2 separate regions of the Homo sapiens genome follow, and region 1 is linked to region 2. Evidence: chromatin contacts called from ENCODE Hi-C or POLR2A ChIA-PET data. All regions are on one chromosome and are shown on one strand. The core of a region is the stretch at or near the end of the contact, and the rest is flanking DNA. Distances in the headings are between cores, read along the strand shown.

What was found. Hi-C counts contacts between places; a loop is a spot of excess contacts on that map. ChIA-PET counts read pairs that join two places held with the same protein, here RNA polymerase II (POLR2A). Pooled maps may share reads with other maps.
Region 1: a loop to region 2 is called in a pooled map, with 2.5 times the contacts of the local background. The contact joins the promoter of SELENOW here to the enhancer-like site in region 2. A Hi-C loop is called at or near these places in 1 of 50 pooled maps. POLR2A ChIA-PET finds 5 or more read pairs at or near these places in 3 of 52 experiments (A549, GM12878 and activated CD4-positive, alpha-beta T cell).

What each region holds. Positions count from the first base shown.
Region 1 is chr19:47,776,299-47,781,112 of GRCh38, reverse strand. SELENOW (selenoprotein W) reads right to left here and starts at 2,410. Exons shown (of 6, transcript NM_003009.4): 1 at 2,299-2,410; 2 at 364-388; 3 at 196-249; 4 at 1-5. The coding sequence starts at 2,327. RefSeq lists an enhancer at 1-45 and silencers at 2,113-2,252, 2,263-2,522.
Region 2 is chr19:47,539,279-47,543,608 of GRCh38, reverse strand. It overlaps ZNF541 (zinc finger protein 541), which reads left to right. Exons shown (of 17, transcript NM_001277075.3): 6 at 2,658-2,716; 7 at 3,274-3,433; 8 at 3,731-3,904. Among named protein-coding and RNA genes, the nearest start is that of NAPA, 26 kb to the right of the region's middle. Within about 2 kb of position 1,448, at least 8 of the 41 ENCODE cell types and tissues checked have a DNase peak (open chromatin) inside an H3K27ac peak, as active enhancers do.

The DNA.
Region 1 (4,814 bases), core at 1,161-3,660, 240 kb before region 2:
CCGCACTGAGGAAAGGGGGTAGGGGAGATGTTGGAGGGGCTAAGATGTCCTCTTGGGGAGACCCTCCCCTTCCCAGGGGGATGAGAACATGGGTGAAGGGCGTAGGGCTGACCTAACCCCCCTGCAGTGCCATCCAGGCCTAACGGACCGACACAGTGGCTGTGCTCAAGTCTTTCTCCCCATCCCAAGACTCACGATGTCCAGGCGGCCGGGGAACTCATCTTCTAACTTCTTCTTGAGCTGAAGATACTGAAAACGCGGTGAGAGGTCACAGCAGGGGTCATACCAGTCAGCCCCCTCCCAATATGCACTCTACCCCTCCCCAGCTCCCAGGAATGCCCCCCGGGCATCCACTCTGCTTACCTTGGACTTGTAGCCTCAAGCGCCACTGGTAGGAGAGTCCAAGACATTGGGGCCCAGGGGAGAGAGGGAGAAGTGGGGGATCGGGGAGAGGAGGGTAGACACAGGCGGTGTGGGGAGAGAGCAAGATGGGGCCAGGAAGAAATAAAGAGGAACACAGATGACCAAGCAGAAGAGGTGACAGATGCCCTCAAGAGAGAAGACAGGCACCAGCCAGGCAGAGTTTTGGGACACAGCACAGGGGGTGGCGCGGGGACACACAGAGACACACAGAAAACCAACACCAAGCAAGAGACAGAGAAGGGGGAGGGGAAAAAGGGGAGAGAGGAGACAAGGAGACCACAAATACGAGAGACGGGGACGGGGGAAAACCAGGAGAACTGGATTAGGAGAAGAACAGCACACGTAAGGTCCCCACCCACTCCCTGTGCCCACCACCCTCACCCACAGCCCTCGCAGCACTCCAAGGAAAACCCTGCGGCTCCTGGATTCTTACACCACGCCCAGCTAATTTTTGTATTTTCACCATGTTGGCCAGGCTGGTCTCGAACTCCTAACCTCAGGGGATCGGCCCGCCCCAGCCTCCCAAAGTGCTGAGATTACAGGCAGGAGCCACCGCACCCGGCCCCGCAGCTCCTAGATTCTGAACACCTTCCCAGTCCCCAGGGTGAAATACAGGCTCACCCAACCCCCACAGCAGGCTATTTCGGGACTGGAATCTGGTGTACAGGCCTGGTAGGCGTCTCAAAATGTCACTCTTGCCTCTGCTTTGTCGAGCAGGCAGAGACGTTGGAAAGCTGCCGACAAACCCAGGTTCCAGTTACCCCTGTCACCTGCAGTCCAGACTTGAAGCTACTGACCTGCCCCCACCCCAGTCCCAGCCTCAGTTTTCTCACCTGTAACATAGAACTAAAATTCCTCTCTTTAATTTACTTTTTTTTTTTGAGACAGAGTCTCGCTCTGCTGTCCAGGATGGAGTGCAGTGGCACGATTTCAGCTCACTGCAACTTCCGCCTTCCGGGCTCCAGTGATCCTCCTGCCTCAGCCTCCCAAGCAGCTGCGACTACAGGAGTGCGCCACCATGCCCGGCTAACTTTTTAAGTTTCTGTAGAGACGAGGGGGGGGTCTCCCTGGGTTGCCCAGGCTGGTCTCGAACTCTTGGGCTCAAGCGATCCACCCGCCTCAGCCTCCCAGTGTTTGGATTACAGGCGTGATCAACGGCACCTGGCCTAAAATTCCCCTCTCTTAAGGGATTCCTGGGAGGATAAATTCATTGAACACGTATTTATTAAATACCTACAGCATGCCACACAGTATTAGGTGCTGGGGAGTGGAGAGAACGTAATTTATATCCTATCCTATTATACCCTTCCTGAGACTTGCAGAAATTAAGCGTGTTCGGTATTGACACAGAGCCTCCCTCTTGCCACAGACGGAAAACTGAGGCCAGAAAAGGAGTGGGGTTCGTGGCCAAGGGAACCCACTGGGCAGAGGCCAACAATTCAAGTGCTTCTGAAACACAGGCTGAGACATTCTCGAACCTTCTGGGCTCTCACTGTCCCCACCCCGCGACTGTTCGGGATATTGGGGGAGGGGAAGCCTTAGGGTGGAGGAGCCTTAGGTCCCTTTACAAAGCTGACCCCCAGCCCCTTCCCCAGCGGAGCCCCGGAGTCGGGGGTTCGAAATTGACACACACTCGTCTCAGCCCCACCTTTTATAACCCGAGATGCCCAGCGTGTCACAAGTCGAAGACGGGGCCTAGGGACGACCGCCCTCTGTTTTTCGCCCCTCCGTACGCCCACCCCACCCACATACAGGGGCTCCCTTTTCCCATACAAGGGCTCCCATGGGTCCTCTCCCCGGGGCTCCCTGACCCCGGCTCCGAGAATCGGGTCCCGGCGGGGGTCGGGGACGGGGGCCGCTGGCCGCTGGGCTTACCAATAAACGACTCGGACGGCGAGAGCCATGGCTCGGGGCTGCCACATCCGCTGAGGAGCGGACGCCCGGGCCACACTAACCTCCCACCTGGACGCGCTAGGTCTGCGCGAGTGCGGCGGGAACCTGCGCAGAAAGGATGGAGCCTCGGCTTCCCCTGGCGCCAACCAATGCCAGGGAGGGGCGGTGGGCGGTGGGCGGAGAGGCGCCAAGGCGGAGGATAAGGAACCCGCGACCCGCCAGCCCGAGGCCCCCACACAAGTCTCCTTCCCATCCTCCTGTTGGGCTGGAGAGAGTCTCGATACAGGCAGTCCCCGGGGGAAGCCCTCCGCGCGTCCCCTCCCAGGTCCCCCCGGCCAGAATGGTACGGCCCACGGGGGCGGTGATTTACGGCTGGCCGCTCCCAGCTGGACCCGGAATCAGCCTCAAGGGTGGTCTTTTCACTGCGTGGGCTTGGGGACGGCGCGGTGGGGACAGAAGCAGGGCGCGATTCTTGAGTCCCTCACCTCCCCTGGAGAGGGCGAGGGGGCGAGAGGGGAAGGATTCGGGGTAGACCAGGTGAGGGAGGAGACAGGGAGTTGAGGGGGAGGTTTTCAGGGAGCGGTCCAGGGCCCACAGTTGCCTTATAAAGACCTGCAGCCGCAGGGCGCGGTGGCTCACGCCTGTAACCCCAGCGCTTTGGGAGGCAGAGGCAGGAATTCAAGACCAGCCTGGGCAACATAGCCAGACTGCGTCTCTACAGAATAATAATAATAATACATTAGTGGCTGGGTGCGTTGGCTCACGCCTGTAATCCCAACACTTTGGAAGGCCGAGGCGGGCGGATCACTTGAGGTCAGGAGTTCAAGACCAGCCTGGCCAACATGGAGGAACCCCGTCTCTATTAAAAATACAAAAATTAGATGGGCGTGGTGGCGCGTGCCTGTAGTCCCAGCTACTCGGAAGGCTGAGGCAGGAGAATTACTTGAACCTGGGAGGCGGAGGTTGCAGTGAGCCAAGATCAGGCCAATGCACTCCAGCCTGGGTGACAGAGCGAGGCTCCACCTCAAATAAATAAATAGATAATAAATCAGCCGGGCGTGGTGGTGTGTGCCTACAGTCCCAGGCTACTTGAGAGGCTTAGGCAGGAGGCTCGCTTGAGCGCAGGAGTTTGGAAGCTGCTGTGAGCCGTGATTGCACCACTGCACTCCAGCTTAGGCCACCAAGCAAGACCCTCTCTAAAAAAACAAAAGGCCTGCTGCGGCTGGGCACGGTGGCACATACCTGTAATCCCAATGCTTTGGGAGGCCGAGGCAGGAGGACTGCTTGAGCCCAAGAGTCTGAGACCAGCTGGGGCAACATAGCAAGACCCCATCTCTACAAAAACTTTTAAAATTAGTCCGTGTGGTGGCATGTACCTGTACTCCCAGTTACTGGGGAGGCTGAGGTGGAAGGATCACTTTAGCCCAGGAGTTTGGGGCTGCAGTGAGCCGTGATTGTGCCACTGCCACCCCAGCCTGGACAACAGAGTAAGACACTGTCTCGAAAAAAGAAAGAAAGGAAAAGGCCTGGCCAGGCACAGTGGGTCACACCTGAAATCCCAGCACTTTGGGAGGCCAGGGTGGGTGGATCACCTGAAGTCAGGAGTTCGAGACCAGCCTGGACAACATGGCAAAACCCCGTCGCTACTAAAAATATGAAAATTAGCCAGGCGTGGTGGCGCATGCCTGTAGTCCCAGCTCTTCGGGAGGCTGAGGCAGGAGAATCACTTGAACCCAGGAGGTACAGGTTGCAGTGAGCCAAGATCACGCCATTGCACTCCTGTTTGGGCGACAAGAGCAAAACTCAACTCCATCTCAAAAAAAAAAAAAAAAGGAAAAGGAAAAGGCCTACTGCCGGACCTGGCACAGCCTGGTCATTCATTACAGAACAATAGTCACTCCCCATGAACCCTCTCCGTGCAGAGGGGATCGTCATGGAAAGTGCTAGAAACAGGCAGTTGAGTTGAGGAGTGAGGGTGCAGGGGCTTATCTCTGAGCCTGTTTCTCCATTTGGAAGTTGGGTGTAATTGCCTACAGGAAATGTTCACTCATTTAACAAATAGGTACTTCATAACCACCTGCAGTCCCAGTTTCCAGGGATACAGCAATGAATAAATAAACAAAGTCCCTTCCTTCATGGGAGTGATCTGGCAGGTAGAGACAAAGGGCAGGAAACAACATGAAAACAGCACTTCCATTAGATGGTTGATGTGAGCAGTAAGCGAGTTTATACAGGTAGGAAGAACTAGAGCTCTGACTGGCACACGGGGATAACTCAATAAACTCAGCCTGATGAGGTGGCTCACACCTGTAATCCCAGCACTTTGGGAGGCCGAGGCAGGCAGATCACCTGAGCTCAGGAGTTCAAGACCAGCCTGGCCATCATGGTGAAACCCTGTCTCTACTAAAAATACAAAAATTATCCCAATGTGGTGGTGCACGCCTGTAATCCCAGCTACTTGGGAGGCTGAGGCAGGAGAATCACTTGAACCCAGGAGA
Region 2 (4,330 bases), core at 199-2,698:
ACTGTTATCTCACAAAGCCTTTTTTGCTTTTTTTTTTCTCTTGTTTCCCTTTGGATTTGCCTTTTTAGAATCTTCAGAGGATATGAAGGTAGATGCTCTCTTTCCTTTAAAGATTCCTGCTTGAAATGGCCATGTGTTTTCTGATTGTGAGTCTTGGTTTCCACAAGCACAAGTGGGCACCTGCATCGTGCCCCACACTTAAGCACATTGATAATTATTCACTGGTTCCTCCAGATGTTGTGTTTGGAGGGCCTGGTCCAAAGAGCTCATCCAGGTCTCCTGACTCCATGTCCAACCTGGGCAACATGGCGAAACCCTGTCTCTACCAAAATTTAAAAAAAATTAGTTGGGCATGGTGGTGCACGCCTGTGGTCCCAGCTACTCAGGAGGATGAGTAGCTTCCCATCATACCACAGCTACCTCATTTTTGTTTTGTTAACATCTTTATTATTCAGGTGCCAAATAATGCACCATTTTATTTTTTATATATTTTTTAGAGATGGAGGGGGTCTCGCTATGTTGCCCAGCCTGGTCTTGAACCCCTGGGCTCAAGCAATCCTCTCATCTCGGCCTCCTAAAGTGTTGGGATTACAGGCATGAGCCACCATGCCCAGCCAAATCCACCACTTTATTTTATTTTTTAAATTTATTTTATTTATTTATTTATGATGGAGTCTCACTCTGTCGCCCAGGCTGGAATGCAGTGGTGCTATCTCAGCTCATTGCAACCTCCGCCTCCTGGGTTCAAGCAGTTCTCTGCCTCAGCCTCCGAGTAGCTGGGATTACAGGCATGCGCCACCACATCTGGCTAATTTTTGTGTGTTTAGTAGAGACGAGGTTTCACCATCTTGGCCAGGCTGGTCTTGAACTCCTGACCTCGTGATCCACCCGCCTCAGCCTCCCAAAGTGCTGAGATTGCAGGTGTGAGCCACTGTGCCTGGCCAAATTTATTTTTGAGACGGAGTCTCTCACTCTGTTGCCCAGGCTGGAGTATAGTGGTGCAATCTTGGCTTACTGCAGCCTCTGCCTCCCAAGTTCAAGCAATTCTCCTGCCTGGGCCTTCCAAGTAGCTGGGATTACAGGCACACATCACCATGCCCAGCTAATTTTTGTATTTTTAGTAGAGCCAGGGTGTCACTGTGTTGGCCAGGCTGGTCTTTCCTGACCTCAGGTGATGTGCTTGCCTCGGCCTCCCAAAGTGCTGAGATTACAGGCATGAGTCATGGTGCCTGGCCTGAATACACCATTTTAAAGTGTAGCGTTGGGTAATTTGTAGTATATTCACAAGATCGTGCAACCATCCCCACTCTTTGCCAGAACAGTTTCATCTCCCCAAAAGGAACCCCACATTTCTTAGTTGTCACCCACAATCTCGCCCTCCCCCCAGGGCCTGGCAGCCACGAGTCTCCTTTCTGTCTCTGTGGATGTGTCTGTTCTGGACATTGCATATGAGTGGAATCATGCACTCTGTGGCATTCGTATCTGGCTTCCTTCACTCAGCATGACGTTTTCCAGGCTCATCCGTGGGGTGGCAAACGGCAGAGCTGCATTCCTTTCCATGACTGAGTGATCCTCTGTTGGATGGATAAGGCCGCGTTTTATTTGTCTGTTCATCAGTGGATGGACATTTGGGTTGTTTCCACTTTTTGGCTATTTTGAATATGGTGCTGCTGTGAATATTCACCCATGTACAAATTTTTATGGGGATTTATGTTCTAGGAGTAGAATCGCCAGGTCGTACAGCAGTTCTGTTTTAGGTCTGAGGAACTACTAGGCTGTTTTGCTTGTTTCCTCTTCCCACCCACAGTGTATGAGGGCTCCACATTCTCCATGTCCTCACTAACACTTGTTATTGTCCGTGGTTTGTTTAAATTATAACTACCCTGGCGGGTGTGAAGCAGTATCTCATTGTGGTTTTGATTTGTATTTCCCCGTGGCTGCTGACGTTGAACACCTTTCTGTGTTCTTATTGGCCATCTGTGTATCTTTCTAGAAGAAATGTCTGTTCAGGTCCTTTGCTTATTTTTTAAAATCAGATTACTATTTTTTGAGTTCTCTATATATTCTGGATGCAAGACCCTTATCTGACACATGACTTGCAAATATTCTTTCATTTTGTGGTCTGTCTTTTCACTTTATTTATGATACCATTTGCAGGACAAAAGTTTTTATTTTTTATTTTTTATTTTTTTTTGAGACAGGGTCTCACTGTCACTCAGGCTGGAGTGAAGTTGTACGATCATGGCTCACTGCAACCTTGAACTCCTGGCTCAAGTGATTCTCCCACCTCAGCCTCCTGAGTCGCTGGGACCTCAGGCCCATGCCAGTATGCCAGGCCAATTTTTGTATTTTTTGTAGAGATGGGGTTTTGCCATGTTGCCCAGGCTGGTCTCAAACTCCTGGGCTGAAGCAATCCTCCCACCTCGGCCTCCCAAAGTCCTGGGATCACAGGCATGAGCCACCACGCCTGGCTAAAAGTTTTACATTTTGATGAAGTCTAATTTGTCTGTTTTGCTTTGGTGTCTTATCTAAGAAACCACTGTCTAATCCAAGGTCATGAAGATTTACTCTGATGTTTTCTTCTAAAAGTCTGTAATTTGAGCTCTTCTTGCCTCTTCATTTTGGATGTGTTGGTTCAGATGCATTTTCATCTTCAGGGTGGAAACATCTACAGGCTCCCCCATCCGGTGAAGGAAGAGAATGTGGCAGGCAGAGGGTAAGTTAAGAAGCCCCCGATCCTGCATGCACCCTGGCAGGAGTCCTCTGGCCTTCCTGTGCCGGCCCTGGACAAGTGAGTGGGGAGGATGCTTTCAGTCCTAATGGGATTAGGGTACAGCCTCCATTTTATAGGGTTTATCAAGAGTAGTCAGGCTGGACGCGGTGGCTCACGCCTGTAATCCCAGCACTTCAGGAGGCTGAGGCAGGGGGATCATTTGAGGTCAGGAATTCGAGACCAGCCTGGCCAACATGGTGAAACTCTGTCTCTACTAGAAATATAAAAATTAGCCACGTATATTGGCACACACCTGTAATCTTAGCTACTTGGGAGGCTGAGGCACGAAAATCACTTGAACCCAGGAGGTGGAGGTTACAGTGAGCCGAGATGGTGCCACCGCACTCCAGTCTGGGCAACAGAGTGAGACTCCATCTCCAAAAAAAAAAAAAAGTCAGTGGATTGGAGTTATAGACAAAAAAGAAAAAAAAACAACAAAAAATCAGTGATCAAGGACAGAGTCCTAATCTCCCACTCTTCTTTCCTGCCATGTCCCACAGTAACCAGCAAAACGGCAGTCCCACAGACTGGACGAAGCCCAGGAGCACTTTTGTCTGCAAGAACTGCAGCCAGATGTTTTATACGGAGAAAGGGCTGAGCAGCCACATGTGTTTTCACAGCGACCAGTGGCCGTCACCTCGAGGGAAGCAGGAACCGCAGGTGAAGGGGGACGACCAGTGGCTTGGTGGTTACTGGGTTTCTGGCAGGCCTGTGGGGAGTAAACGAGATTGGTGTCACTTATCTCAGGATGGGGACGTCACTCTGGGTCGGGGGCTGGAGTCAGGCTGTGTGGCTCTCCAGGGGCAGGCCATTGCCATGGGCTGCAGCAGCTCTCCAGCTTGGTCCATGCCACAGACTCACTGCTGTTTTCTATGACAGCTTTTTTTGCTGAAGCAGCTCTTCCTTTCCCCACCTACCTTATCTCTTAAAGAGCCATCTCTTCTCTTCTGTGTTTAGGTGTTTGGCACAGAGTTTTGCAAGCCGCTAAGACAGGTGCTGAGGCCAGAAGGGGACAGGCATAGTCCCCCAGGAACCAAGAAGCCCTTGGACCCCACAGCTGCAGCCCCTTTGGTGGTCCCCCAATCGATCCCCGTGGTTCCAGTGACCCGACACATAGGGAGCATGGCCATGGTGGGTGCTTGTCGGCCTGCCTCCTTCCTGCCACTGCCCGCAGCTGCTGGGGGAAGCCGTAGGAAAAACCCAAACCAGATACCACAGAAAATCTTTGACTCCAGGCTGGATGTGGTGGCTCATGCCTGTAATCCCAGCACTTTGGGAGGCTGAGGCGGGTGGATTGCCTGAGCTCAGGTATTCGAGACCAGCCTGGGCAACATGGTGAAACCCTGTGTCTACTAAAAATACAAAAAAATTAGCTGGGCATGGTGGCAGGCACCTGTAAACCCAGCTACTCGGGAGGCTGAGGCCCGAGAATCACTTGAACCCAGGAAGGAGAGGTTGCAGTGAGCTGAGATCACAACACTGCACTCTAGCCTGGGTAACAGAGTGAGACTCTGTCTCAAAAAAAAAAAAAAAAAAAAGAAAATCTTGATCCAGAAG